2 separate regions of the Homo sapiens genome follow, and region 2 is linked to region 1. A link is an interaction called in ENCODE POLR2A ChIA-PET data of the cell type or tissue named here. Cell type or tissue: IMR-90. All regions are shown on one strand. Each heading gives the region's core, and the rest is flanking DNA. Links, peaks and the distances in the headings are about the cores only.

Region 1 (11,693 bases), core at 2,039-10,038:
TTTATTATGTTACTTTTCCTGAATTATCATCAACACATGCAGTTTCAGTTCTATGTATTCATACAATATTCTATTTCTGAAGAGGAAGGTCTTAGAAAGCATCCATATTGATTACTGTCTCTGTAAAAAACAAACAGTAACTTTTGCTCACAACAGCAGGAAATAATACATTATGCTCAAGATAACTGCAAATATGAGAACATTTGTGACACTTTAAATTAAAAAAAGAAAAAGAAAGTCTGAACTTGAACAGTAACAGCTCATTCTTTTTCTGCTTTCAAGACCTCTTTCAGCATTCAAGGCCTTGAGATAGGCAGCAAAGTATGCAGGGAAAATTTTTATATATTCCAGTGAAAATTGTAAAAAGGGGAAAACTATGCATGTAAATGTTATGACTGATTGCCTTGAACACACCAACTAGATATCTCTTAATTCTGAAATAATATTTTTATTCATAGCACATTTTATATCATAGAGCATGTTTCTGATCCTTATAATAATCCTGTGAGGTAGTCAGGGAAGATGTTATCTCTACTTGACAGATGAAGAAACTCAGCTGTGTGAATATGCCAAGTCACAGAGTTTTAAAATGTCAGAGCTTTGACTATTAATATACCTTGTTAATCTATATATCACCAGAATCCAATATTTAGTGGATACTTAATAAACATGTGGCAAAGAAATTAATCTAAATTTTCTGGTTTCAAGAGTCCAGTGCTCCTTTTATTAGCAGTTTTGGTAATTCTCCTCCAATTGGTAGGATAGGTTTGTAGCTGAGTCAATTAAGTTACTAACCCAAAATCAAGAATGTTACTTAATTGAGGCCGGGCACAGCGGCTCATGCCTGTAATCCCAGCACTTTGGGACGCCAAGGCAGGCAGATCACTTGAAGTCAGGAGTTTGAGACCAGCCTGGCCAATATGGTGAAACCCTATCGCTACTAAAAATACAACAATTAGCCAGGCATGGTGGCATGCACCTGTAGTCCCAGCTACTTGAGAGGCTGAGGCAGGAGAATAACTTGAACTGGGGAGGCGGAGGTTGCAGTGACCTGAGATCATGCCACTGCACTCCAGCCTGGGCAACAAAGTGAGACTCCATCTCAAAAAAAAAAAAAAAAAAAAAAAAGAATGTTACTTAATTGAAGCAATTTAAGTAGCCAGATCTTCTGGACTGAAAGCATAAGCAGAATTTTGTTAGCTCACTATCTTTTCACCTACACGTTTCATAGGAATACATGTACAATTATTTTCTTTGATAGAATAGGCAAAGAAAAATTCCTATAAACAAGTGCCTATTAATTACCTGTGGTGCAAGAAGAGGTAGCCTAATATAAGCCAAAAGTTTACTTAGATCTTTCCGTCTCTGTTCCAAATCATGACGGACCCAAGTAAGAAGTGCATTCAATATTGTCTCCTCATTAGGAATGTTCATGTCATCACTAGCCAAGAGCTTTGCAATTTCGCTGGCTGGTAATAATACAAATTCCTGGTTTCTGATTACTTCCATGAAATGCTCCTAGAGGGAAGAAATAGCAGATAAACAATATTGTTCCTTCTGACCTTCACAATTTACTTAGAAGAAAGTAAAAGCTTTTTATATTAGCTACCAACACACAATTTATATTTTAGACCTTACAATGTAATACTTACTTGTTAGGAAAGAAACACAGCAGAGAAAAAAAAATTAAACTGCAATTATGTTGTTAAACATATGCAAGTAGAATTAAAGTGTTGTATCACTTATTACATTTAAAAAATGGACCTAGGACATTTAAGTGTTACTTCACTCAAGTTAGGAAATACTTTTGGCAATTCTTTTGAAGGAAGAGAGAAATAATGAATTAGACACTGAGATGTATGATACTCTAACACCAGAAGTGGGTGGATTTGCGGTTTGGATTTGTGGGTGCTGAAGAATTCGGCCAGCAGTGGAGCCAAATACCTAGAGAGCTTGGTTACTTCTCTTACTAAGAAATGGCCTCCAGAGTGGCTACATTTCCCAGAATCATTCTAGACCACAGATGTCTTCTCAGATCCTCCCTGGAATGAGTATTTGTTCTTAGAGTTATACGACAGTCAAATCGGTCTTCAAGATCGTTTTAATGATATTTATAAGATCATCTAGGATTTTGGGTCTGTTTTCGAATTTTTAATCTCTTTTAAGGGTCTGTTTTTAAATTTTTAATCTCTTCTAATATAATTTATTTACAAAGCTCTTTTGGTCTCACAGGAAAAAGGACCAAAGGTGGAAAAAAAAGTAGTGACCTATAATGCCCTGGGATCAGGACATTAGACTGAAGATGACTCAGTCCTGGCCTCACGTTAGAATCAAATCCTCTATAATTTGAAATGGGAAATAAAAATGCCCTTAGGTGTGAGATGACCTTGATAGGCTATTATGCTAAATAATCTGGAGAGAAGGAAAACATACCATCTGATTTGAAAGGTTTTAAGTCTTAATGAATGGATAGTTGACACGGTTATAAATGCAAATACTAGACACATATTGTCCCTTAATGTTTTTCTCATATTTCCTGATGTATTATCGCTGTCTCAGCATGCAGAGGTTTACTAAAGAAGCTAAAGCTGTTTAAATTAGAGCTAGAAATAAGGACTATCAATAACTATCTTCTATATTAAAATGAGAATTATATTTTCCATATAGCCTGTGGTAACCTGAGTGAGGTACTAATCTAAAATATATATTAGCTTGACATTCCTATCAGTAGAAGTTCTAAAGGGGAAAACCATTCATGAATAATTAATGAATTTCAATTGCTTCAATTTATCATGATTTGTTCAAGGATGTCTAAATGAGTCTATTTTAAATGATGGATTATCATTTTCAGAAACATATTTTAATAAAACTTCAGTGCTAGAATGGCTTCAAGCAAAAGGTTCTATTGAATTGCATACTGACATTATTTTGGTAACACATAGCAAGATCTACAAAAATGTTGAAACTCTCAACCCAGTTATCCCACTTGTAATTTAAACCTTAATAATAATTTGTAAGCAAAAAGCAAAGCTGACTACCTAACAATACTTCTCTGTATTATTATTTACAATGGTAAAAAATGGGAAATAGCCTATATGTTCAGTTATAGGGAGCTGTATATTAAATAAGCATTAAAAATTTCAAAGACAAAGATCACGTAGGTACATGGAAAGGTACTTATGATAAAATGTTATGTGAGATTGTGAAGAAACTGAAATAATAATATATATTTCCAATTCCTTAAACATATAAAGTATAATTGACAGATTTATACATTGGTATAACTATGCCATACTTTCAAATGGCATTAATTGGATTTCATCAGTAACAAAAGGACTATCACGTAAATATGCACTTGACGAATTATTTGTTGATATATCTATTTCAGAATAATGCCCATTCCATTCTAGTATAACTTACATTAAGTGAAAACTGAGTTTTTCAACAACTTATGAAATACTACTGAACTCAAGGTTGAATACAAAGTATTTTTCAAAAGTATTAATTTGGTTTTGAAGCAGCTACTTTAGCAGATCTCAATGTTTTTTATAAGTCTTCTAGATTGAGAAAGACAATTTTAAGTTTTAAAATTAAATGTTTTTATTTGTGTCATAAATTCAAAATGACATTAAATAGTTGTAATCATACAACCAGTCTTAAGACTTTTTTAGAGGTTACATGACTTGCTCCAGGTCATGTTCAGTGGCAGGCAGAATGAGAAAACAGGTTTCCAGATTCATGGATCCTGGAGAGGACTCCTCATTTTTTACCACTTGTATTCGTGCAGGATCAGTGAACATCCCCAGTCCACGCACCATTCACTGATTGAACTCACTGGCGTGGCATTATGCTTTACATTTTAAATCCATATTATAATATACACAACTATCATGTTACCAAACGCTTGCTAGCATTGTGACCTTTCCCCCTTTGGAATAGTTTTTAGGCAACTGAAATTACGGAGGGATTTATTTAAATTGAAGATTGAATTTTGCTATACATTTTCATTTGGTTCCCATAGCAACAATTCAAATCAGACAAGCTGCCTCTAAATTACTTATTGTTATTAGAATTCAATTTCATGTCTCTGTTAAAACTGAATAATGTTAAATAATGGCCTTGAGAAAAAAAATCTAACACAACTAATTGGCTATGAAAATAGCTTTAAAAACATCCAGCTAATTTAAATTTAATTTCTGTGTAAGCCTTAAAGCAGCAATCATGCCTCTACTGTAAACAACAGGAGTGACCTAAATGCATACAAATGTTTTCACCTGAATAAAACACCTTCCTAGAAAAAAGATGATTATTCAAATTCTAAACTGATTTTGAAGAAAAAAATCCAACTTTATTTATATTCATCTCATTCAAAAAAGTAGTTGAAACTGCAGGTGTATGGTTAAAATGAGAATCTATAAAGAGTGATAAAGACCGAGGGAAAAAAACATTTCAATGGACTTAATTTTTAAAATGTCAACATAATAGCATGCTAGGGCTATATATTATCATCCTGTTGTACAATCTCTTTATTTTTTCAGTTGAGACTCTGTGACTATCATAAAAAATTCCTGAGAAATGATTACACCACAGGGAGGAAAACCAGTCATTAAAGGCTGTGGTTTTGTGAGTGCTTTTGTTCCCTCCCATAATTTTCTATTGTTTTGGATAGAGGAAATCTATATAATGATGATGACAACAATGGAATGAGACTCACTGACTGGATATATGACATGCCAATCAATGTTCTGAGTGTTAAAATTCCATTAACTCATCTAATCCTCACACCAAGCTCATGAAGTAGACAGAATTGATCTTGCCAATAGTTTGTAAATACCTATTCTTACAATTTTTCCAAATCTCTATTTCTCTAATGAAAGATTCCTAAAGCACTCTCAATCTCTTCATATCCCAACTCAGTGGAACGACGGAGGAGAGGGTAGGCAAAATAACATTTCTTAAATGTTGATAAAATTGGTAATATCCATAACTGTACATATGTATGTGAATATTCACATTTTTTCTTCTCTTAGAAACTGTATTGCCCTAAACTGAAGCATTTAAAGCAACACTCTTCAGTCATTGCCCAGGTGTGAAGAACTAACTGCTACAGTGTGGCAACATTCCTCAAAAACCCATAACACCCTCCCTTGCCTGCACCCCTCTACTGTTAAGACCACAGAGGGTGGTCCTAACACTATGCTCTCAACATGCCCTTATTTTCTTACTATCCTAGGTCAATCCATTTTTTAACTTTTAAGTTCAGGGGTACATGTGAAGGTTTGTCATACAGGTACACTTGTATCATGGGGGTTTGTTGTACAGATTATTTCGTTTTATCATCCTTCAGGCTACTGAATCAGAACCTCTTCTATGATTTATTGAGCACATAATTTGCTATAATGAATAAAAACATCATTCTACATGGCTGTAAATAGTTTATACATAGTCAGATTTATCCTTAACAAAAAGCCTCCCATTTGTCCTCTACCAATATGCTGCAACCTCTGTCACCAATTTCTATCAGTGAATATGTGAACAATCCTGAAATTCATCCATGTGCAGCAAAGTAAAATGTTTGGGGAGAGTCCTATTTTAAAAAGCAGCAAATCTGAAAATCTTAATGGAACAGTCCTAGGCCACTGTTCTGCTTCCCAGTGACTGCAGTAACTTAGGGCTTGATTCAGATACCCACGAGAAGTATTACTTGGTGCTTTCCCATTATAACTCAATGAAAATATGACACACTAGGCAATGAAGCTCAATCGCAAGACACGTGGCAGAGCCATGGGAAAACAGTAACATGCAGATAAGCCTGCAACAATAAGAAATATGCATATGGAGGATCGACTTTCTCACCTTCAAAAAATACATACCATAGTATAATTGTGAGCCACTTTATGCAAATCTGTACAACCTTGGGCATCAGCAAAAGAACGAATTCCAAGACAGTTGGATGGATGAAGCTGTTTCATTAAAAACTTACAGCATGCTTCTACAACCTGTGAAAGCTGAAGAAGGCAAGCTGTAGATAACAGGCACTCAATATTATCTTCTTTTAATTCAAGGCGGCCTTAATGATAAAAAGAAATTCCATTAGCCATGGAACTACATTAACCTTATTTTATAAAATAATTGATGTTAACAGTAGTGGTTCCATATAAGAGCTCATTACATGCATTACAGACCTACATGGTTTAAGACATCCCAAAAAGAAAAGAAGGACTAAATGGGGAAAAAATTATTAGCTCCTTGAGACATCTACTAAAATAAAAACTAATGGCTTATTTTCAGAATTTTAAAATGATACGTTAGTAACTTATGTCTACTATATACCTGTATAACTCTCAATTTTTTTTTTTTTTTGAGACACGGTCTTGTTCTATTGCCCAGGCTGGAGTGCAGTGGTGTAACCAATGGCTCACTGCAGCATCGAACTCCTGGGCTCAAGCGATCATCCGTCCTGCCTTGGCTTCCCGAAGTGCTGGGATTTACAGGCATAAGCCACTGCACCTGGCCAACTCTCAAATTTTAAATGCAAAAATTTGACACTATGTAATTCATTTAATTTTTATATTAACATTTTAAAGGGCCATTCAAAAACTTAATTATGATAACCATTTTAAAGGTTTTAGTATGGAAATTTTAATTCATCACCAGGTTAAATACAAAGGGTAGTAATGACAATAGCAGAACTAACTGTTAGCTATGGCATGCTTTCTAAAAACAGAAATCTGAAATCTAATAATACAACATAAATCTAAGAGGTTTTAATTTACATTTTCAGACTCGTTACCTGTATAAGCATACTGGATCAAGGACCACAACGAATTTGGTTCTACACCTTCCATTTTTATTTCTTCTTGTCTTGCCTCTCTGACATCATTAGTAAACATGGCAGCAAAATAGTCTGAGACAGAGGAGAGCACCAATCTGTGAACACATTAGGAAAAAAAAAATCAATGACCACATTCGAGTTGATGTTCATTAATAAATGCTGCTGCTTCTTTTTTATTTGTTACTCACAGTGCATGGTACTAGGAAATGCATTTTAAGCTTGACAAATTGCTTTATGCTCTAGTTCCTTCCTTTGAATAATAAATTACCATTACCAAATTTTCTGCTGAGGTGAATGCTTTACCACTTCACTACTCAAATAATGCTATATGACATCCAGAAAACAAGCTATAAGCCCATAGCATCAAATCAACTATATAAAGGAAAAAATTTAAAAGTTATTGTTTATCATTTTTGAAAATAAACTAAGCCATTTTTAAAAAAATTTAATTATAGAAGTAGTGAATATATGGGAGACATTTGAAAATGGTTTTTGCTAGCAAGTTTTAAACTTTTATAATATTCTATTATTATCTTAGTCTGCATTTTGTTTTAAAATTATGTTGTAATAACACTATAAAACTATATTTTTTATAATTATAAAATATATTAGCTATGTCTCTAAGTTTTTAATGGTCATATATAATACATTTAAATTATAATTTTTTTTTTTTTGAGACAGTCTCATTCTGTTTCCTAGGCTGGCGTGCCATGCTATGATCTCGGCTCACTGCAACCTCTGCTTCCCAGGTTCAAGCAATTCTCCTGCCTCAGCCTCCTGAGTAGCTGGGATTACAGACGTGACTACCATGTCCAGCTAATTTTTTTATTTTTAGTAGAGATGGAGTTTCGCCATGATGGCCAGGTTGGTCTTGAACTCCTGGCCTTAAGTAATCAGCCCACCTGAGCCTCCCAAAGAGCTAGGATTACAGGAGTGAGTCACAGCACCTGGCCGTATTTTTGAAACAGGCATTTTTTCACTGGATAATGTCTTGAAGATATTTCCATGTCAACACACTTAAATAGATTTTAAATAAACATTTTCATTTTTAAAAGTAATAAAAATTATGATACAGATAATCATTGGCTCCCTCTCTAATTCCATTTTCTTACCTCCCCAGGAGTGGCACTGCTGAGCCATTAGATTTGCCAAAGTAAGGTACCAATTTAGACCCCACCAGCATTGTATAAGACTAACATTTTCCCCATAATATTATCAGATGTTAAAATTTTTGGCCATAAAGTGTTAAATGATATCTCATTGTTGTTTCAATTTTCATTTATCTGATTGCTAGTGAGGTTTTTCAAATGTTTATTGGCCATTGGTTGCTTCTTCAGAAAACTGCCCATTCATTCATTCATTCATTCATTTAATGAACAAATACTGATGTGTGTCCAGTAAATACTGGGTACTGTTCTAGATACTTGAGATACATTGGGTACAAAATAAGACAAAAGATCCCTTCTCTTATGGAGTCTTACATTTAGAGGGTAGGGAGACAATGATCAGTAGAAGTAAATTCTGTAGTACATTAAGAGGTGATAAGTGCTAAGGGGAAAAAAAGTTGGGCAAAGGCAAATGGGGAAAGGGTGGTAAGTTTAAATAGGTGGTCTCACCGGAAAGTGACACGGGCAAAGATGTGAAGGAGGTTTAGGATTTGGTCATGCAGGTATCTGGAAATAGCCTTCAGGCAGAAGAAATAGTGCAAAATTCCAAAGGTAGGAGCAGCATGCCTGGCACATGCAAGGAACTACAAGAGGTTCTGAGTGGCTGATGCTGACTGAACAAGACAGAGACCAATAGGACAATACTAGAGAGATACGGCAGGCTGGATCGTGTACGCCATTGCATGTACTTTCCCTTTCACACTCAGTGACATGAGGAGTCAATGAAAGATTTGATCAAAGAAATGACTGAATCTGAGTTCCACTTTAAAGGATCACTCAGGTAGCTACGTTAAAACAGAATGTAGGGGCAAAGAGTGGAGGCAGGGAGACCAGTTGGGAGGCTTTTGCATCAGTCATCTAAGTGAGATGTTGATGGCTCACACAAGCATGGCAGGTAAGGTAATGAATGAGTTCAGTTTTGGAAATACAGAATTTGAGGTGCCTCTATGAAATTCGGGTTGAAATAGCTTTTCTAACAAACCCACGTTCATAACCTGGACTTTCTGTCACAGTACATAGTAGTATCTCAATAAATGTATGCTAATTGAGTCACTGAAAATTTTAATACCAAGCCAATTCCTCCTAATGATTTTATTTCCACTTTGGAAGGTTTTTTTATTTTTTATTTTTTATTTCAGTAGGTTTTGGGGCAATGGGTGGTGTTTTGTTACATGAATAAGTTCTTTAGTGGTAATTTCTGAGATTTTGGTGCACCCATCCTCCAAGCAGAGTACACTGTACCCAATGTGTAGTCTTTTATCCCTTACTCCCTTCCCACCCTTTCCCCCAAGTCCCCAAAGTCCATTGTATCATTCTTTTTTGCTGGGGGTGAAGACAGAGTCTCACTCTGTCTCCACGCCCAGGCTGGAGTGCAGTGGCATGATCTTGGCTCATTGCAACCTCTGCCTCCCAGGATCAAGCAATACTCATGATTCAGCCTCCCAAGTGGCTGGGACTACAGGTTCACGCCACCACGCCTGGCTAGTTTTTGTATTTTTAGTAGAGATGGGGCTTTGCCATGTTGGCCAGGCTGGTCTGGAACTCCTGGCCTCAAGTGATCCACCCACCTCGGCCTTCCAAAGCGCTAGGATTACAGGTCCTGAGCCTACCAAGCCTGGCCTATTGTATCATTCTTTTTTTTTTTTGAGACAGGGTCTTACTCTGTCACCCAGGCTGGAGTGCAGTGGCGTGATCTCGGTTCACTGCAACCTCTGCTGCCTGGGTTCAAGCAATTCTCCTGCTTCAGCCTCCCGAGGAGCTGGGATTACAGGTACCTGCCACCACACCGGGCTAATTTTTGTATTTTTAGTAAAGATGGTGTTTCACCATCTTGGTCAGGCTGGTCTTGAACTTCTGACCTCGTGATCCACCTGCCTCAGCCTCCCAAAGTGCTGGATTACAGGTGTGAGCCATCGCGCCTGGCCTCATTGTATCATTCTTATGCCTTTGCATCCTCATAGCTTAGCTCCCACTTATGAGAGAGAACATATGATGTTTGGTTTTCCATTCTTGAGTTACTTCACTTAGAGTAAGTCTCCAGTTCCATCCAGGTTGCTGAGAATCCCATTATTTCATTCCTTTTTATAGGTGAGTAGTATTCCATGATATATGTATACACCACATTTTCTTTATCCACCTGTTGATTGATGGGCATTTGGGCTGGTTCTATAATTTTGCAATTGAAAATTGTGGTGCTATAAACTTGTGTGCAAACATCTTTTTCATATAATGACTTCTTTTCCTCTGAATTGATAGTTAGTAGTGGGATTGCTGGATCAAATGGTAGATCTACTTTTAGTTTTTTTGTTTGTTTGTTTTTTGTTTTTTTTTTTTTTTACCTTTAGTTCTTTAAGGAATATCCACACTGTTTTCTGTAGTGTTTGCACTAGTTTGCATTCCTGCCAACAGTGTAAAAGTGTCCCCTTTTCACCAATATCTATGCCAACATTGATTATTTTTCGATTTTATGATTGTGGCCATTCTTGCAAGAGTAAGGTGGTATTGCCTTGTGGTTCTGACTTGCATCTCCCTGATCATTAGTGATGTTAAACATGTTTTCTTTTTTTTTTGAGACGGAGTCTTGCTCTGTCACCCAGGCTGGAGTGCAGTGGCGCGATCTTGGCTCACTGCAAGCTCTGCCTCCTGGGTTCACACCATTCTCCTGCCTCAGCCTCCCGAGTAGCTGGGACTACAAGTGCCTGCCACCATGCCCGGCTAATTTTTTTTTGTTATTTTTAGTAGAGACGGGGTTTCACTGTGTTAGCCAGGATGGTCTCAATCTCCTGACCTCGTGATCTGCCTGCCTCAGCCTCCTAAAGTGCTGGGATTACAGGCATGAGCCACCGCGCCCGGCCAAATATGTTTTCATATGCTTGTTGGCCATTTGTAGATCTTCTTTTGAGAACTATCTATTCATGTCCTTAGCCCACTTTTTGATGGGACTGTTTTTTTTTTTCTGATTTATTTGAGTTTTTTGGTAGATTCTGGATATTAGTCCTTTGTCGGATGTACAGATTGTGAATATTTTCTCCCTCTCTGTGGGTTGTCTGTTAACTTACAGACATTCTTTCTTTTGCTGTGCAGAAGCTTTTTAGTTTAATTAAGTCCCATCTATTTATCTTTGTTTTTGTTGCATTTGCTTTTGGGTTATTGGTCATGAAGTCTTTGCCTAAGCCAATGTCTAGAAGGCTTTTTCCGATGTTATCTCTCTTTGGAAGGTTTTTAAAAAAAACCTTTGGGACACAGTGTCAATTAGTTTTGATGGGCATCCAAAAAAAAAAAAAAAAACCTTTGAGAATCATAGTGGTGATTAACAATGAACAACTGAATACAGAATTATAAAAAAATGAATTATTCTTTATTAAATGGCTCTTTTCCTTTTCTTACTTCAAGAAATAATATGTAATTTGTAGGAAAGGCTTTTTTTCCCTAGCACTGCTTTTCATACTTCTTGGAAATCAGCAAACAGAAGTTGGGATAGATATGGCTATTTTAAAAACTCTTAAGAGTTTTTGCTAGTCCACTTCACCAGCTTTTCTTCTTCTAAATATCCACAAACTTTAATTGCCACTGAGTTTACTTAAAGTATTTAATAGGTAGAATATGGCATAAAAGCTTCTTATAGTAGCTGCAATCTACACCGAACAATACCAACTTATATGAGGCTAGTATGTTTTGTTATTGTGCTTCTA
Region 2 (11,693 bases), core at 265-8,264, 57 kb after region 1:
AGTTCTTAATCACAATAATAGTTGACCTATGAAATGAGTTAAATTGACAACTAATGCTAAATAAAATAGCTAGTAAAATTATTTGATGGTAAGCTAAGAGTGCTCTAGAAGTGCTGCAATTAACCTTGTGAAATTCCCCTGCCTAGTCTTACTCCATTCGTTTCTTGTCCTTTTTTTTCATTTTTTCTCATGTTCTATTCACTTTAATTTCTAAGATAAATATTATAAAATAATTTTTACTTATAAATTATTCACTGATACCCTGTCTTTAACATGTGAAATGAATTCAAAAGGAATCTTAATGAGAAATAATATACTCATGATGTTTAATAGATTTGATTTCGAAATAATAAGCCCTCTGAAGTCCTAAGTTAAAAATAAAGCAACTTGTTTGATAATTTTTCATCAAGAATGTATCTGAGTCTCTGAGTAATTATTAGTAGGAATATTCCATTATCACAATTACACAGTATAAGCTATTTAGTCTAACTTTACCAAAAAAGGGAGCTACTTCAACACTGTGTGAGACTTTTAATGGGTTTGCATTGGGTATGCACTATTAGCAAGATAACCTATTTTACAGCAGTGTTTTTTAACCTTTCCATTTATTTGAAAGGCAGCTAAGATATAGTAGTTAATATAATGGTTTGATGCATTTATATTACATGTAGATAATGGAGATACAAAAGGGAGTGGTGGATATATTTTGATTCAGAGCTTCTTGCAATTAAGGGAGCTAGCTTACTCCCAAATAAGAAACTTTCCAACCTGTTTTTGTTGGACTTACAGTGTTTAAGACAGAACTTGGCTAACCCTCATGTAAATCCCAGTGATCTTTTATTTATTTATTCTTTCACCTGTGCTAGAAACCTGGGGCTACAAAAAGGAAAGACAACTCTTTGATCAAGGAGTTTTCAGTCGGGAGGACAACTGACTGGCAAACAACTAAATAAAATACAGGAATTAACTGAAACAGGGATGTAAACAAGATGCAATGGAAACATAAGTATTGCTTCCACGTCAGTCTTTGGGAGGACGTTCCTTGTATTTCCATTTGCAAAGAGAAATAAATAATTGTCAGAGTTCAAATGATCACCTAGTATTCCTTCTTACCTGCTTGCAAAAGCACTTTTCAAGAGAAGAAATGATGACGATTATTAAATAAAATATTCTCATATCAGTATATCAATAGTTCCTGAAAGTGGCAATTGCAGTGAGTCACACAAGTGTACTCCCAGTGATTTGTGGCAATACAGGATAAGAATAGCACAGATGAGGCTGGGTGCAGTGGCTCACGCCTGTAATCCCAGAACTTTGGGAGGCCGAGGCGGGTGGATCACCTGAGGTCAGGAGTTTGAGACCAGCCTGACCAACATGGTGAAACCCCGTCTCTATTAAAAATACAAAAAACTAGCTGGGGCCAGGCGCGGTGTAATCCCAGTACTTTGGGAGGCCAAGCTGGGTGGGTCAATTGAGGTCAGGAGTTTAAGACCGGCCTGGCCAAAATGGTGAAACCCTGTCTCTACTAAAAAATTAAAAATTAGCCGGGCATGGCAGTGCACACCTGTCATCCTAGCTACTCTGGAGGCTGAGACAGGAGAATCACTTGAATCCAGGAGGCGGAGGTTGCAGTGAGCCGAGATTACACCACTGCACTCCAGCCTTGTGGACAAAGCGAGACTTCTTCTCAAAAAAAAAAAAAAAAGAAAAAGAAAAAAGACAGAAAGAAAAAGGAAAATTAGCTGGGCATGGTGGTGGCATGTGCCTGTAATCCCAGCTACTCTGGAGGCTGAGGCAGGAGAATCGCTTGAGCCTGGGAGGCAGAGGTTGCAGTGAGCTGAGATCACCCCATTGCACTTCAGCCTGAGTGACAGAGCAAGACTCCGTCTCAAAAAAAAAAAAAAAAAAAAAAGGAATAGTATAGATGAAAACACCTCAGACCTAATTTTATCTGTTTTGACTTCCTCACTTTCTTTTAAGAGCCAAACTGACATAAACTCTGTTTACCAGCTTTCATTTCCCCTTCTCTTTCACGCTTTGTGAAGGAAATGGTGGTATAATGAACAGTGAAATTGAAGAAAACAAAGGATAAAGCAACTATAGGATAAACTGACATAATATGAGCATATGTTCACAGTGTTTAAGTCTATATTATAATGACCACCACATCAAGGGTAATTGCAATTAATTTCCTGAAAGTGTTATTCTAGTTCTCAAAAATGAATGCTCTTTTTCTTATTCATAAATATTTAATCAGTAATCCCCAATAAGGCCTTATGACTATTTAAACAATTTTTTTATTTTAACAAATACATTTACATGTGCCAGTAATATGCCAAGTACTTTGACATATATTTTACAAAATAATAATTCACAGTAATGTGTCAAATATTTCTACTCATTCATGGCGCAGCATCATTCTCAAGAGAGAATGTTCTGAAAATCTTTAGAAAGAAGGAATAAAACTAGATGGATAAATGTACTTTGTGGTAAGATTTTGCTTCTTTTTAAAAATTTTTATTTATTTATTTATTTTTGAGACAACAGCTTACTTTGTCACCCAGGCTGGAGTGCAGTGGCGTGATCTCGGCTCACTGCAACCTCCAACCCCAGGGTTCAAGCCATTTTCCTGCCTCAGCCTCCCGAGTAGCTGGGACTACAGGCACGCACCACCATGTCCAGCTAATTTTTGTATTTTTAGTAGGGATGGGGCTTTGCTATGTTGGCCAGGCTGGTCTTGAACTCCTGATCTCAAGTGACCCACCCGCCTCAGCCTCCCAGAGTGTTGGGATTACAGGTGTGAGCCACCACACCCAGCCAGATTTTGTTTCTTATTGAATTTTCTGAATCATTACAATTTTAAAATGGCCACTAATGGACACAATATTTTCATATATATATTTTAGGCACTAGGTGTTGGCAAAAAAATGTGTTAAATATAACGCTTTTCATCACTTTGACAGAACTGGCTTTATTCTCTAATCTGTTAGGTTGCAATACCTACCAACAATCCTTGCTTAGGGTGCTTTCTAACTGCTTGTCTCATTGTTTTGGTGGATAAATGCTCCCTTAGTATATCTCTTTTTTTTTTAATTTTTTAAAAAAATTTTTTAAGAGAGACAGGGTCTTGCTTTATGGCCCAGGCTGGACTCCAATTCCTGGGTTCAAGTGATCCTCCCACCTCAGCCTCCTGAGTAGCATATCTTTTTTGCTTTAATAGAAAAAAAAGACTTTCTCTAAAACATTCATATGGTGATATATCTTCCCCTTACACTGTTCTGTTTCTTTTCTCCTATCACTTATATTTTATCACCTATATGATTTATTTATTATGCATTTTTTAAAATTATCTGATTTCTCCAAATAGAATGTAAGCTCCATGAAACCGAGGTTTTGTCTGCTTTGTTCACTGATGTGTTTCAAGCAATTAAGAGAGTGTCTGTCATATTAAGGGCACTCAATGAATATCTGTTGAGGGAGCAAACTTGCTGAATCATACTGTTAAGGAAATCAAAAGAAAACCTTGAAGGAGGCATTTCTCATCTGACGTTCACAAACATCTTGTGATTTAGGCAGGCCAAGTGTTATCCTCATATTTTTGAAAGATTAAATTTCATCACAAACCTAGAGATTTTAAGTTGTGCTAGCGTGTGAAATTTATTTTGCAGAATATTTTACTTGAAAGGTATGTGTCTTTTTACCCTGAGTCATTTTCCTGCCATTTTCTTTATCTACAGGGAATTTCATAATATTCATTTGCTTCTCTTATTTTGACAAGTAAAATGAGCAGTCTCCTATGTCTCAAACCTGCCTTTCAAATATTGCTATGGTATGTCGAAAGTTATCCCAAACTTTGCTCCCTGCCTCCAGCAAACATTTCAAATGGTCTTTCCCAAATATCCTATGAATAAATCCGTAGTCCCTTGCTCCTGATCTGGCTGACACTACAGATATATCACCCATACACAATATGATATGTTTTTCCCTCTTTTCTGCTCAATATTACCAGAGAGCCTTCAATGATTGGCCTCCAAATTGAAATATAATCTAGTTTTTGCTATTGAAGTGGATAATCTTTTTGAGTTTATTCCAATCTTTTTTTTTTTTTTTTTTTTTTTGAGACAGTCTTGCTCTGTCACCCAGGCTGGAGTGCAGTGGTGCGATCTCAGCTCACTGCAGCCTCCGCCTCCCATGTTCAAGCGATTCTTCTGCCGCAGCCTGCCAAGTAGCTGGGATTACAGGCGCCCCCACCACGCCTGGCTAATTTTTGTATTTTTAGTAGAGACAGGGTTTTGCCATGTTATCCAGGCTGGTTTCAAACTCCCGAGTTTAGGCAATCTGCCCACCTCAGCCTCCCAAAGTGCTGGGATTACAGGCATGAGCCACCGCACCCGGCCTATTCCAACTGTTAAAGAAGGCAGACCTGTGACCAAAGGAAAACATCATATGTTAATGAATGTCTCTGTAAATTAGGCAGCTAAACCATAAGGTTTCTCCTATCCTGACAGCTAATATTTTTAAATTGCTGAATTATGCTATAGAATAACTAATAATGTGAAAGATTTTTAGAAATAATCGACTATGTTTTTAACAGGCATAATTTACATACGATAAAATGGAAAGATGTTTTTTAAAAAACTTTTATTTTAAGCTCAGGCCTACATGTGCAGGTTTGTTATATAGGTAAATGCATGTCACTGGGGTTTGTTGTACAGATGATTTCATCATCTAGGTATTGAGCCTAGTACCCATTAGTTATTTTTCCTGATCTTCTCTCTCCTTCCACCCTCTACCCTCTGGTAGGCCCCAGTGTCTGTTTTTCCCCTCTATGTGTTCTCATCATTTAGCTCCCACTTATAATTGAGAACATGTGATACTTGGTTTTCTGTTCCTGTGTTATTTTGCTAAGGATAATGGCCTCCAGCTCCATCTATGTTTCTGCAAAGGACATGATCTCTTTCTTTTTTATGGCTGCATAGTATTCCATGGTGTATATAATACCACATTTTCTTTATGGAAAGATCTTAAGTGTTCAGTTTCATGAATTTTGACATTCGTGTGCACCTGTGTAACTACTATCACATACCAGATACAGATTTACATCTCCCCAGTAAAGATTCCTCTGGCTCGGCTGGGCATGGTGGCTCATGCCTGTAATCCCAGCACTTTGGGAGGCCAAGGTAGGCAGATCACAGGATGTCAGGAATTAGAGACCAGCCTGCCAACATGGTGAAACCACATCTCTACTAAAAATACAAAAATTAGCTGGGTGTGGTGGCACGCGTCTATATCCCCAGCTACTCAGGAGGCTGAGGCAGGAAAATCACTTGAACCCAGGGGGCGGAGGTTGCAGTGAGCCAAGATGGCGCCACTTCATGGCAGCCTGGGCGGAACAGCGAGACTCCATCTCAAAAAACAAACAAATAAATAAACAAACAAAAGATTCCTCTGGCTCTTTCCTTTCAAATCTCCTCCAGCATCCCCAAGGCAACATCTGACCTGTGTCACCATAAATTGGTTTTGTCTCTTCTTTTATTTTGTGTAAATGGACTCATCACACAGTAAATATTTTTGGTCTGGCTTCTTTTTTTATTTTTATTTTTTATTTTTTAAACGGAGTCTCACTCTGTCACCCAGGCTGGAGTGCAGTGGTGCTATCTTGGCTCACTGCAACCTCTGCGTCCTGGGTTCAAGTGATTCTCCTGCCTCAGCCTCCTGCGTAGCTGGGACTACAGGTGCCCACCACCATGCCTGGATTTTTTTATTTTTATTTTTTGTATTTTTAGTAGAGATGGGTTTCACCAAGTTGGCCAGGCTAGTCTTGAACTCCTGACCTCAAGTGATTCGCCCACCTTGGCCTCCCACTGTGCTGGGATTACAGGCGTGAGCCACCATGCCTGGCCTGGTCTGGGTTCTTTACTTAGCATGTTTTTGAGATTCATCCATGCTACTGAGTGATTTAGTAGCTCCTATCTTTTTGTTGCAAAGTACTCCATCATATAAATACACAACATTTGTCCCTTTATCTATTGGGTTATTTCAAGTTTGGGCTATTATAAATATGCTGCTATGAACATTATTGTACAAATGTTTGTGTCAGTATATGTTTTTATTTCTATTCAATAATGCTCTAGTTGTGGAATACCTGGGTGTCTTAGTCAGCTTGGGCTGCTGTAACAAAGTGCTGTAGACGGAGTAACTTGTAAACAACAGCCTTCACAGTTCTGGAGTTTGGAAATCCAAGACCAGTATGCCAGCATGGTTGATTCTGATGAGGGTCCTCTTCTGGGTTGCAGAATGCTGACTTTTCTTTGTATTCTTACAGGATGGACTAGTTACCTCTCTGGTCTCTTCTTATAAGGACACTAATCCCATCCATTAGCTCTCCACTCTCATGACCTAATTACCTCCCACAGACCCCACCTTCAAATACCATCATATTGGAATTTTAGGGGTACACAAACGGTTAGTCCATTTCACTGGGTACGTTTAATTTTACAAGAAGCTGACAGATGTTTCTCTAAAGTGGTTGTACTAGCAATATTTCTAGTAGCAAAAAATTCTCATTTTCTCTAGTTTATATTTAATATACTGAATTAATAACACTTAGAATATGTATAGTCAAAGAAATAATCTACATTTCTTCCAAAGTTCCCTGACAACTAGTTAATGAGGTCTTGGGAAAATGTGAGTTGACCTAGAGTAGCCTCTGGTGTGCCTACTATCTGTCAAATAATGAAGATTTTAATTTACATTAAAATTTTATGGAAAGATATTCTACAAATAAGTTTTCACTTATTGGTAGAGGTCAACGGATAGTTGAGATTTCTTTTCTTGCAGTCATACTCTGAAAAATACTCCTGGGACAAAATATCTAAAAATGTGAAATAAAATGTATTTAAAACTTTAGAAATGTAGAGTTAAACTGATAAGACAATAAGACTCCTTGGAGGCAGAAAATGAGTAGGAATTATAAATACGTATGGCTAAGCAAGAGTGAACAAATTTGTGCCTCAGGAGCATTTGCAAATCTCTGGTGGCCTGGAATTTCAGTTTCACTGGGTCATACGTCAGGAGACAGAAGGCAAAGTGTAAGACTGAGATATGACTGAGATACTAAAAAGTGATATGCTCCATAAAACAGTAATCTAGCACAAATTATGTCTGGTTTTGAGGAAATTTGTCTGTCTTCACTTTGGCTATGGGTGGAGAAAGGAAAAAGAGTCCTTTGAGAGTTTATAAACACAGTTGGCCATAACTTGGATGTTGAGAATCATTACCTGTGACGTGTGAAAAGTCCAATCCAGGAATGTAGTTAAAGTCACTTTGGGTTAATGGTGCCATTAGACACTCACCAGAGGAAAACACCAATCCTCTCTGGAGGAAAACATCTTTACACCATTCCTCAAATAATTTCCCAAAGTAAAATTCCAAGGAACAATAGCTATTATCAAAAATGATAAAACACGTGAAGACTCAATGGACAAGAATCAACAGAAACAACAAACAGCAGAATCGGATCTTCAAAGAATTCCGATATTGGAATTATGAGATATAAAATAGAAAATATTTAGCTTGTTTCAGTACAGAAAATATTACATCAAAAAGTATGAGTAAGCACAGAAGAATGTAATCAGACTCATTTCACACCATGTACAAAAACCAATTCAAAATGGATTAAAGACTTGAAGACCTAAACTGTAAAACTACTAGAAGGAAACATAGGGAAAAATATCAATGACATTGTTCTAGGCAATTATTTTTTTGGTTATGACCCATAAAACAGGCAACAAAAGCAGACATATACAAATGAGATTGTATCAAACTAAAAATCTTCTGCATAGCAAAGGAAATGAGTGAAAAGAAACTTACGGAATGAGAGAAAATAGTTGCAAACCATATATATAAGGGTTTAATATCCAAAATATATAAGGAATTCAGACAATGCAACAGCAAGAAAATAACCTGATTTAAAAATGGGCAAAGGATAGTGAAGAGTTATTTCTTTTTTACTTTTTTCTTTTTTCATTTTTTTCTTTTCTTTTCTTTTTATTTATTTATTTTTTTTTGAGACAAGGTCTCACTATGTTGCCCAGGCTGGAATGTAGTATGGCTCACTGCATTCTTGACCTCCAGGGCTCAAGCGGTCCACCCACCTCAGCCCCCTGAATAGCTAAGACTGCAAGTGTGGGTCACCACACTGGCTAATTTTTAAATTTTTTTTGTAGAGACGGGGTCTCACTATGTTGCCCAGGCTGGTCCCAAACTCCTGGGCTCAAGCGATCCTCCTGTCTTGGCTTCCCAAAGTGCTAGGATTATTGGCATCAACCACTGCATCAGGCTGACATTTCTTGAAAGAAGACATACAAATGGCCAATACATATATGAAAAAATTCTCAACATCGCTAATCATCAGGGAAATACAAATTGAAATTTTATGAAAATACAGTGAAATATTATCTCACACCCAAGATGGCTATTATCAAAAAGACAAAATATAGCAAGTGCTGGTGAAGATGTGGAGAAAAGGGAACCCTTGTATACTGTTGTGGGAATGTAAAATAGTACAGCCATTATGACAGACAGCATAAAGGCTCCTCAAAAAATTCAAAATTAGGCTGGGTGCGGTGGCTCACACCTGAAATCCCAGCACTTTGGGAGGCTGAGGTGGGCAGATCATGAGGTCAAGAGATCGAGACCATCCTGGCCAACATGGTGAAGCCCCATCTCTACTAAAAATACAAAAATTAGCTGGACATGGTGGCATGTGCCTGTTGTCACAGCTACTCGGGAGGCTGAAGCAGGAGAATTGCTCGAACGGGAGGTGGAGGTTGCAGTGAGCCGAGATCATGCCACTTCACTCCAGCCTGGTGACAGAGTGAGACTCCATCTCAAAAAAAATAAAAAAAATTCAAAATAAGAACTACTAATAAGGCACAATGACATGCACCTGTAGTCCCAGTTACTTGGGAGGCTGAGTTGGGAGGATCGCTGGAAGCCAGGAGTTTGAGAGCAGCCTGGGCAACATAGTAGGATCCTGTCTCTTTAAAAAAAAGTAGAACTACCATATCGCCCAGCAATCCCACTCCTGGTTATATTTGAAGGAAAGGAAATCAGTGTGTCAAAGGATCTCTGAACTCCCATATCCACTGCAGCATTACTCACAATAGTCCGGATGTGGAATCACTCTGAACTCCCATATCCATTGCAGCATTACTCACAATAGTCCAGATATGGAATCAATGTAAGTGTCCATCAGTGAATGAATGGATAAAGAAAACGTGGTACATATACACAAGATAATACTATTCCACCTTAACAAAGAAGAAAATTCTGTCTTTTGCAACAGTATGAATGAATCTGGGGGATACTATGCTAAGTGAAATAAACCAGGCACAGAAAGAAAAATGCCACATGATCTCACTATATATGGAGTCGTAAAGAGTTGAACTCACAGTGGCAGAGAATAGAATAGAATGATGTTTACCGTGGACGACAGGGTGGGGTGAGGGGAATGGAGAGTTGTTGGTCAAAGGATACAAAATTTCATTTAGACAGATGAATAAGTTCTGGAGATCTATTGTATGGCATATTGACTATAGCTAATAATAATGGATTATATACTTGAAAATTGCTAAGAGAGTAAATGTTCTCGCCACACACAAACGAAAATGGTATGTGAGTGATGGATATGTTATTAGGTTTGATTTAATCACCTAACAATATATATATCTCAAAACATCACATTGTATACCATAAATATATATATAATTTTTGTTAGTTAAGTATACCTTAATAAAACTTGGGGAAAGGCACCTGAAAATATATGAAGTTTAAAGCAAAATGTAAGGTACTGTGATTGGGAAAATAGCAAAAATAGCAACAATTCGTACACACAAAGTTAATAGGGAGGACAAACAGAGTCGTTTATTCCCCCAGCCTAAAAATAATATAAAACAAATATGTGGGGAGATCCAATGCTCTGCCACATTTTGTGATTCTAAAAAACAATATGAGCAAGGAACAAAGACTATTAAAAGTTACCAGGCAGATTTGAAAAAGAACCAACTGGAAGTTCTAATTGTGAAAAATATAATAAATTAGAAATGCAAGGAATGAAATGAACAGATTAGATGCAACTAAATAATGAATTAGTGAACTGGAATAGAGATCTAAAGAAATTACCTAGAACATAGCACAGAAGTTAAGAGACATGGAAAGCAAAGGGAGCTATTTCTAATCAAAGCTGCAAAGGATAGAAGAAATAGAATAGGGTAAAGGCAATATTTGAAGAGACAATGGCTAAGAAATTTACAGAATCATTGAAAGACGTAAATCCTCAAATTCAGGAAACCCACAAATCCCAAGCAAAATAAGTGATGAGAAATTCTGCAGAGCATGAAAACTGAAGAGGTTTTTTTTTTTTTTTTGTTTTGTTTTTTTAAGATGGAGTCTCGCTCTGTCGCCCAGGCTGGAGTGCAGTGGCGTGATCTTGGCTCACTGCAACATTTGCCTCCCAAATTCAAGTGATTCTTCTGCCTCAGCCTCCTGAGTAGCTGGGATTATAGGAGCCCACCACCACACCCAGCTAATTTTTGTATTTTTAGTAGAGACGGGGTTTCACCATGTTGGCCAGGCTGGTCTCGAACTCTTGACCTAAGGTGATCTGCCCACCTTGGCCTCCCAAAGTGCTGGGATTACAGGTGTGAGCCATCGTGCCCGGCCAAGAGATCTTTAAATAACCAGGGATAAATGCAGATTGTCTTTAAAAAGTTTAAAGGAACAATAGTCTGATAGCTCATCTCTTGAAAACAACAATGAAAATCAGAAGGCAGTGAAAAATGCCTGCAAAGTGCTGAGGCAAAATTTTTGTTGACCTAGAATTGGTGAGATGTATATTTTCAGGTAAACAACACAGAGAGTTTACAATCATCAGACCCTCAGTGAAAGAACTTCTAAATAATTAGCTTTAGGAGAAGGAATGTAATCCCAGAAGGAAGGGCAGAGATGCAAGAAGAAATGGCAGGGAAAAAAACCTCAACAACAATTATAAACATGTGAGTAAATCTAAACAAATCCTGAAAATATTAGATGCATAAAATTTAAAAACTCAACTAATTTGTATGTCAGTGAAAAAACAAGATAGAACCAAAATGCTGTATAAAAGTAACCTTTAAGTCAGGAAGGAGATGATCCGAGTTAAAGTATCCTAAGACCCTTGTATTGTTTGAGAGAGGTTAACTGTTGATTGACTTTAGGCTTTAAGAATGCATGTTAAAAATTACTATGGTAACTACTAAAATAATAGAAATATAGTATCTAACCTCACATAACTAAAGGGAAAAATAATGGAATGAGAAAAAAAAATCACTGAATCAATTTAACAGCCAGAAAGGCAAGAAACAATAGAAAGCATGGTACAAATAGGAAGCATTAATAATATGATATAATTAAATCTAAATATACCAATGATCCCAGTAAATGTAAATGGGCAAATCTATCCAGGTAAAAAGACAAAAAATTATCAGACTAGATTAAAAAAGCAATTTCCGGAAATATGCCATTTAAAACAGACCTATCTAAAGCATTAAGATAAAAGTGAAAAGATGAGAAAAATATACGGAACAAATAGTAACTGAAGAAAGCACATGCCATGGTATTAATGTAAGATTTTAAGATTAACATCATTACTA

What was found. Peaks named below come from ENCODE experiments on the same cell type or tissue, not always from the same donor. Only the 100,000 strongest peaks of a DNase experiment are listed, where the experiment ranks them.
Region 2: POLR2A ChIA-PET joins it to region 1 with 10 read pairs; 6 of 35 experiments call an interaction of 5 or more read pairs at or near these places.

The regions. Positions count from the first base shown.
Region 1 is chr4:39,076,340-39,088,032 of GRCh38, reverse strand. It overlaps KLHL5 (kelch like family member 5), which reads right to left. Exons shown (of 11, transcript NM_015990.5): 3 at 6,794-6,930; 4 at 5,874-6,070; 5 at 1,306-1,518. The region is part of intron 2 of LOC105374418 (a long non-coding RNA gene); the gene reads left to right. Among named protein-coding and RNA genes, the nearest start is that of KLHL5, 20 kb to the right of the region's middle. In IMR-90, for the core only: no CTCF peak of the experiment used is centred there; no DNase peak of the experiment used is centred there.
Region 2 is chr4:39,017,771-39,029,463 of GRCh38, reverse strand. The region is part of intron 1 of TMEM156 (transmembrane protein 156); the gene reads left to right. Among named protein-coding and RNA genes, the nearest start is that of TMEM156, 8.8 kb to the left of the region's middle. In IMR-90, for the core only: no CTCF peak of the experiment used is centred there; a DNase peak (open chromatin) is centred at 3,623; H3K27ac peaks cover 1,950 bases.